Regions from separate parts of the Homo sapiens genome. Here region 1 is linked to region 2. Evidence: read pairs that join two places in POLR2A ChIA-PET (ENCODE). Cell type or tissue: Panc1. All regions are shown on one strand. Region 1 overlaps CALCOCO2 (calcium binding and coiled-coil domain 2). Region 2 overlaps GIP (gastric inhibitory polypeptide).

Region 1 (4,000 bases), 98 kb after region 2:
AAAGAACTATTGTTTACTACTAGTGGCTGCCTAGAGCATAATTTCCCCCTTCAAAGCCTTGGTAAGAGCAGCTGGGGATAATGAACAGTGGTTAAAGATGCTTTGTTTTACACCCAGCAAAAAGGGTCATTAACACCTCAACTGGTTTTTTTACCAAGCCCTGTGGAAGGGCTCCTGCTGCTGTTGACAATCATGGTAACCCTCGGGGTAGCAGGGGCAAAGGGGTGGGTAATTCACCAGAAAATGGTATTCACTGATTTGGATTATGTGCACCACTGTTCCTCTCCATTCATGTACTTAATTAAGAGCTGACTGGTACAAAATAAATGAAACTGCAATTCTTCACTGGATCTGGGGAGCAACAGAAATTCTGTAGGGAGGGTATGTGCCAGAAAAACTCCTTTATTACCATCTCCCTATTACATTTCTATTCTAGGGTTAGTGTTAATCTCAGGTCTTATTCTTAAGACAGCAAAAGGCTTGGAGAAGTAGTGTAAGTTTCATCTTCATTTTATCAAGGATGAAATCAAAGCAAGGAGCTGTGACTAGGACAATACAGTTAGTCTAGGGCATAACTCCCAACCACATTAGGGAAAGCCCAGTAGGAACACAGAGCTATAGTTGGCTCAACCCTTATTCATGACATCGTGTTTCACATCATTCAAAAGTTTTTGTGGAAGTCTCTGTAGTGACCACCTGATACTGCCTGGGAGTTATTTCCATTTGTTCAGTCCCTGAGGGGATAGAAAATGGAATTATTACTTTCTTATAGTTCAATTAGGCAAATTTGGATAGAGCGCATTGAACTTAGTTCACAAAGGGTGCGAAAATCCACACTGCTCCTTTTAAAAAAAATGCATGGAAAGTTACAGCAAGAAGTCAGGGCCTCGGGCCCAGCACAGTGGCTCACGCTTGTAATCCCAGCACTTTGGACGGCTGAAGTGGACAGATCACGTGAGGCCAGGAGTTCGAGACCAGCCTGGCCAACATAGTGAAACCCTGTCTCTACTAAAAACACAAAAATTAGCTGGGCATTGCGGCACACACCTGTAATCCCAGCTACTTGGGAGGCTAAGGCATGAGAATCGCTTGAACCTGGGAGGCAGAGGCTGTAGTGAGTCAACTGCGCCATTGCACGCCAGCCTGGGTGACAGAGAGAGACTGTTTCAAAAAAAAAAAAAAAAAAAGAAAGAAAGCAAGCCAGGGCCTTGGATTTCACAAACTAATGTTTCATCACCTCCTTCCCCACCTCAAGATAACTGCCAGGACACTCTTTTTTATTTAATCTTAAGACAGGTGAAGAGAAATCATTGGCGGGGTCTGCCCTTCCCATAGCCCTTTTGATCACAATTTTCCCATGAGCTTCAAAACAGAAGACCATAAATTGAAGGTTTATTTTAAATTACCTAAGTCCCTGAAATAGAAGAGTAATTTATTTTTAGTATTAAAGAGATTAACAAGTTGTCTCATTATTCTGATTTACCCATATTCAAAACTCACCTACTCAGAAAACTGCAAACCCATAGTTGCTAACAATCCTATTTAACCATTAAGAAAGGATTTACAACAATAAAAGCTATGTACATAGGAAATATCAGAGAGTAGAAAGTGCTAACCAGAGGTACCCAGAAAAGCTTTCTGTGACTGAAACAATACTTCCTGTCTAAGGTTCAGGAGTAAGATGCTTCTTTGGGGGCTGAGAAATTAACATGAGAAACCTTTGGTATCCAAATTGGATTTCTGAGCTCTTTGCCACGGCATTTTTGGCTAGTCTAAAACAATCATTTGGAGAAAGCAACACCAAGGATGAGGAGGAAGGAATTCTCAACCTCGGACCAATCTCTGGCCCCAGGGTTAGGACTGAGAACAAATACACTCAAGGGCTGACTTTGAATGGCAGTGGGACAACTTGGAAAACTAATCACTTAGTATCAAGTCAGGCCTGTTGTGAATACCCAGGTTGGCTCCATCCCAGGGCCCTTGTACTGAGACCCTCAGAAGAATGACAGGTGAGAGGATGATACAGCTAGAGTTATGCGACTTAAAGGTAGCAACCCACAAGGATGGCAGCAGAAGCCCTTAACAGTGACCTTCAGATCAGTGACATAACTCCACTGTTAGCGGCAGCAGGGCTGAGTAAATCCCTAATAATTTCAGGTTAGGCAGGATCTTGACTCATATAACTCATGGTAGAAGCTATAGGTTCTATTCTATAAAATCTCTGTATACATCCAAGAGGTTGGGATACTCAGAGAGAGTGGCAGAACACGTGGTCTTCAAAGATCTGCTTCTCTGTAGCTGGGAAGATCTTGTCACAAATTGGACAATTGAAACAAAGGGGCTGCATCTGCTGTTGCTCCAAGGTGTGATCACAAATATCATCTGCTTTGCAGATAGGGCATTTCTTGATGGAGAGCTGGGAGGAAGAGCAAAGAGGTCAGTACAAATGTAAGCTATATGTGGCACAGATGTGGCCATCCTGTCTTCCACTGTATCCTCAGTGCCTAGCATAATGACTGGCACATGGTTAGGCACTCAAGAAATAGTGAATGAATGAAGAGAATGCACATTTGAAGATGCTTACCAGGCTTCGTCTAACCCCAGAATTGAAATGGCCTAATATTGCTGAAATAGCCAACATAGCTTCTAGCCTTGAAGGGGCATTGGACAGAACTTGTTTGGCTAGCTGCCTGGTTCAGATCTCCTCCCTACTTATGCTACCAAATAATTCAAAGGTATAGATCCTAAGCAAAATGCTGATGGATGAACTGTGCTTTCATCTCCCTTCCACAACAGGCTGGCTCAGCCTTGGGCCCAAAACAAACTGATCCAGCTGACTTCTGGAGTTATCAAAATGAACCTGTCTCCCTATGGTTCTCCCATGAACTGGAGCAGGAAGGGAAATTTTCAAGTGCTTTGTGGGAATATTCTCATGAATCAAATACTTACCGGGCTGGGGGAAGAACTTTCTTGGATACCTGAAAAGAATAAAAAAGATCTCATTCAATGAGAAAATACCATCCCTAGCTTCTCCAACTGTGTTCTGGCAGATATTTCCTGTAACTTTCATTGTTCCCTTTCTCCTCAATGCCTCTGATTCTTTCTCTCTCATATATATACCGTTACTTCTGATAGAGGGGATCTAGGTCAATGATAAGGTGAAAAGAAAACATAAATAATGAAATCGTATTTTTTTTTTTTTTTTGAGACAGAGTCTCGCTTTGTCGCCTAGGCTGGAGTGCACTAGTGTGATCTCAGCTCACTGCAGCCTCTGTCTCCTGGGTTCAAGCAATTCTCCTGCCTCAGCCTCCTGAGTAGCTGGGATTACAGGTGCCTACCACCATGCCTGGCTAATTTTTGGTAGTTTTAGTAGAGACAGGGTTTCTCCATGTTGGCCAGGCTGGTCTCAAACTCCTGACCTCAAGTGATCCGCCTGCCTCGGCCTCTCAAAGTGCTGGGATTACAGGAGTGAGCCACGACACCCAGCCTGAAATTGTATTTTCATTATTTCAAAATAAAATTACAAATGAAAATTGTATTTTCATTTCACACACACACACACACACACACAGGCTTTATATATATATATATACACACACACATATATATATATACATATATATATATGTTATACAGTCAGAAAAAAACAACAAAGCTATTTTCAGATTGGGGAAAATGAGATTTTAATAAAAACAGTAACAATTTAATGACTATCTGAGAATAGGTTTTAAGACTGTATCCACAGTCAGGTACGATGGCTCACATATCCCAGCACTTTGGGAGGCTGAGGTGGGTGGACTGCTTAAGCTCAGGAGTTCGAAACCGGCCTGGGCAACATGGCAAAACCCCATCTCTACATAAAATACAAAAATTAGCTGGGTGTGGTGGCTGGCGCCTTAGTCTCTGCTACTTGGTAGGCTGAGGTGAGAGGATCAGGTGAGCCCAGGAGGCGGAGGTTGCACTGAGGTGAGAGGATCGGTTGAGCCCAGGAGACGGAGGT
Region 2 (4,000 bases):
TTTTTCAGTAGAGACAGGGTTTCACCATGTTGACCAGTCTGGTTCTCAAACTCCTGACCTCGTGATCCGCCCACCTCAGCCTCCCAAAGTGCTGGGATTACAGGCATAAGCCACTGCGCCTGGCCTAATTTTGTATTTTTAGTAGAGACGGGGTTCCATGTTGGTCAGGCAGGTCTCGAACTCCTGACCTCAGGTGATCCACCTGCCTTGGCCTCCCAAAGTGCTGGGATTACAGGTGTGAGCCACCACACCCAGCCTGGGTGGCACCTTTCACCAGGCAAGGATGGGGAGTCAGACATGGTAGCTCTGGCCAGGACCCTGACTTGGGCACCAGTCTAGGCTAGGGGTAGGGACCAGGGCTATTCCCTAATCCTTTACTTCTTTTTTTTTGAGACGGATTTTTTTTGCTCTGTCACCCAGGCTGGAGTGCAGTGGCACAATCTTGGCTCACTGCAAGCTCCGCCTCCCGGGTTCACGTCATTCTCCTGCCTCAGCCTCCTGAGTAGCTGGGACTACAGGTGCCCGCCACCATGCACGGATAATTTTTTTGCATTTTTTTAGTAGAGACGGGGCTTCACCGTGTTGGCCTGGATGGTCTCGATCTCCTGACCTCGTGATCTGCCCTCCTCGGCCTCCCAAAGTGCTGGGATTACAAGTGTGAGCCACTGTGTTGGCCCTAATCCTTTACTTCAAAGGGGAGGAGTCAGAAGATGTATGGGAGCTCAGAGAGGATCCCCAGGGGTCTGAGGATGAAGCAAGGGAGAGACGAGCTCCTTCTAATGACTGCTTGCTTGGCGGTGGCCACTTTAGACTTTGAAAACAGGATTGGCTAGGGCCAGGCCCAGTAGCTCACACCTGTAATCCCAGCACTTTGGGAGGCTGAGGCGGGCAAATCACGAGGTCAGGAGCTTGAGGCCCTCCTGGCCAACATGGTGAAATCCCGTCTCTACTAAAAATACAAAGATTAGCTGGGTGTGGTGGCACGTGCCTGTAATTCCAGCTACTCGGGAGGCTGAGGCATGAGAATTGCTTGAACCCTGGAGGCGGACGTTGCAGTGAGCTGAGATTGCACCACTGCACCCCAGCCTGGCAACAGAGCGAGACTCCGTCTCAAAGAAAAAGGAAAGAAAATAGGATTGGCTGTTCATGGTGGCTCACACCTGTAATCCCAGCACTTTGGGAGGCCCAGGTAGGTGGATTGTTTGAGCTCACGAGTTCATTCGAGAACAGCCTGGGCAACATGGCAAACAAAAAGTACAAAAATCAGCTGGGTGTGGTGATGCCTGCCTGTAGTTTCAGCTACTCGGGAGGCTGAGATGGGAAGATGGCTTCAGCCTGGGAGGCAGAGGTTGCAGTGAGCTGAGATGGTGCCCCTGCACTCCAGCCTGGGCAATACAGCCAGACCCTGTCTCTCACACACACACCAAAAAAAATGAAGAGAAGATTAACTGTCCTCGTCCTTCTCCCTGCTCTATGCCAAGTCTCTTTCCCCGCCCTCTCTGGTCAGCACGGTAGATTCTGAAAAGCTGTTCACTGGTGGAGGCAGCTGAAGACCACTGTTAGGTGGGGTTGAGTGGAAAAAGGTACCCTCTGCTTTTGGGGTTCAGATATTAAAAGATTCAAGTGTCCCTAGACTGGAGTCTCCGCAGCTTGCCCACTCTCTAATCTTTATCTTCCCAGCTGGAAACACAACATCACCCAGAGGGAGGCTCGGGCGCTGGAGCTGGCCAGTCAAGCTAATAGGAAGGAGGAGGAGGCAGTGGAGCCACAGAGGTGAGTCAGGGCGCAGAGGGAAGGGAGGGAGCCAAGCCTCCTGCCCCGCCCCCACCTCTTTGTTCCCTCTCCCTGACCCCAGAGCAGAGCAAGGACCTGAGATAAGCATCCTCTTCCTCTCAGAGTTCAAAGAGGGGTCTTCATTGAGCAAACTCCTGGAGGTCAGCCCAAGCTTAAGGAAGAAGCCTTGGAGAAACGGGAGGGGTGCTAGGAGGGGTTTCAGGGACAGGGTTTCTAATATTGATGACTGCATGCACAGCACAGTCACTGAGTCAGGAGAAGGGCAGGAAAGAAGAGACCTCAGGTCCTGGCCTCACCACCTCTCCCTGCCAAACCTCGGGAAGACTGTTTGTGAAAGAGCGGGGGATCTTCCCAGGCCCACTCCCCTGAAATCAGTTATCCCCTCTCTGAATGGCACAGGTCATTTCAAAGAGTGAATGTGCCCAAAGTACTCTCTGCATTCTGGAACACTGGCAGAGGTGGATGGGCAGAATATCTCATACCAGAATTCTGTTTGACTCTCCCTGTATGAAGAGTCCATATTCCCCAGGCAGGCAGCGCTGGGTGGGGCTGGCAGAAAGGAGGCTCCAGATCTCAGAGCTGAGCCAACGGAGAGATAGCTGTGTCGGCTCCCTCCCCCCATCCGCGGCTGCCCCTCAGTGGTGTCCCCAACCCTGTGTTTACCCTCTCTGGGCGAAGCTCAGGCTAAAATAGTTAGCCAGAGACTGTTCCCTTGCAGCTCCCCAGCCAAGAACCCCAGCGATGAAGATTTGCTGCGGGACTTGCTGATTCAAGAGCTGTTGGCCTGCTTGCTGGATCAGACAAACCTCTGCAGGCTCAGGTAGGGGAGTGTGGTGTTGCACAGCGGTTCTAACTTGAGCTTGGGCATCAGACATGGATTCAGATCTTTGCCCCTCCACATGCTGGCTGATTACATAGCCTTTCTGAACCTCAGTGTTTTCACTAAAATCAGAGGTATAGAATCATTTCACAGGATTGTTGTCAGCTTTAAGTAAGAGAATGCAAGTGGAAAAATACAAAGAAAAAAAACAAAAGAAAAAAAAGACAATTCAAGTGGAGACCTGAGGGCCATCTTTGAGGAGTAATAAGAGCTCAGCAAGGTTAGTAGCTCTGATTACTATTTGTTCTTCTTCCTCACTCTTCCAGGCGAGGTGATGCTCTCCCCTGCCTATCCCTACCTGCCTGTCTCTACCCACCCAGAGCCCATCCTATGCCCCGCCTGTCCCTACCCACCGAGCTGAGCCCATCCTGTGTCCCGCCTGTCCCTACACACAGAGCTGAGCCCATCCTGTGGCCTGCCTGTCCCTACACACAGAGCTGAGCCCATCCTGTGTCCCGCCTGTCCCTACCCACCGAGCTGAGCCCATCCTGTGTCCCGCCTGTCCCTACACACAGAGCTGAGCCCATCCTGTGTCCCGCCTGTCCCTACCCACCGAGCTGAGCCCATCCTGTGGCCTGCCTGTCCCTACACACAGAGCTGAGCCCATCCTATGTCCCGCCTGTCCCTACCCACCGAGCTGAGCCCATCCTGTGGCCTGCCTGTCCCTACCCACCGAGCTGAGCCCATCCTGTGTCCCGCCTGTCCCTACCCACCGAGCTGAGCCCATCCTGTGTCCCGCCTGTCCCTACACACAGAGCTGAGCCCATCCTGTGGCCCGCCTGTCCCTACCCACCGAGCTGAGCCCATCCTGTGGCCTGCCTGTCCCTACCCACCGAGCTGAGCCCATCCTGTGTCCCGCCTGTCCCTACCCACCGAGCTGAGCCCATCCTGTGGCCTGCCTGTCCCTACCCACCGAGCTGAGCCCATCCTGTGGCCTGCCTGTCCCTACACACAGAGCTGAGCCCATCCTGTGGCCTGCCTGTCCCTACCCACCGAGCTGAGCCCATCCTGTGTCCCGCCTGTCCCTACCCACCGAGCTGAGCCCATCCTGTGTCCTGCCTGTCCCTACACACAGAGCTGAGCCCATCCTGTTCTCAGCTTTCCCTCTGTACCCTTGGGCCATGGCACCTTCCTGGTGATGGGAAACTACATAGTTAGAGGCATGTTTCCTTCCTCTGTGGCCACTGCTGGCTTCAATGGTCTCTTGAATCCCCCTCATCAGCTAGAAAATTCTTCAGTCCATTCCTTATGTCCCAGAATCGAGGCACTAAATATTATGAAGACACCTGTCCACCTAAAGGGTGAGACAGGACCCTCATGATGCAG

What was found. Peaks named below come from ENCODE experiments on the same cell type or tissue, not always from the same donor. Only the 100,000 strongest peaks of a DNase experiment are listed, where the experiment ranks them.
Region 1: POLR2A ChIA-PET joins it to region 2 with 6 read pairs; 4 of 35 experiments call an interaction of 5 or more read pairs at or near these places.

The regions. Positions count from the first base shown.
Region 1 is chr17:48,861,254-48,865,253 of GRCh38, reverse strand. CALCOCO2 (calcium binding and coiled-coil domain 2) reads right to left here. Exons shown (of 13, transcript NM_005831.5): 12 at 2,950-2,978; 13 at 9-2,416. The coding sequence ends at 2,249. Among named protein-coding and RNA genes, the nearest start is that of ATP5MC1, 30 kb to the left of the region's middle. In Panc1, no CTCF peak of the experiment used is centred here; no DNase peak of the experiment used is centred here.
Region 2 is chr17:48,959,500-48,963,499 of GRCh38, reverse strand. GIP (gastric inhibitory polypeptide) reads left to right here. Exons shown (of 6, transcript NM_004123.3): 4 at 1,681-1,773; 5 at 2,513-2,614. Among named protein-coding and RNA genes, the nearest start is that of GIP, 7.1 kb to the left of the region's middle. In Panc1, no CTCF peak of the experiment used is centred here; no DNase peak of the experiment used is centred here; H3K4me3 peaks cover 965 bases; H3K27ac peaks cover 2,080 bases.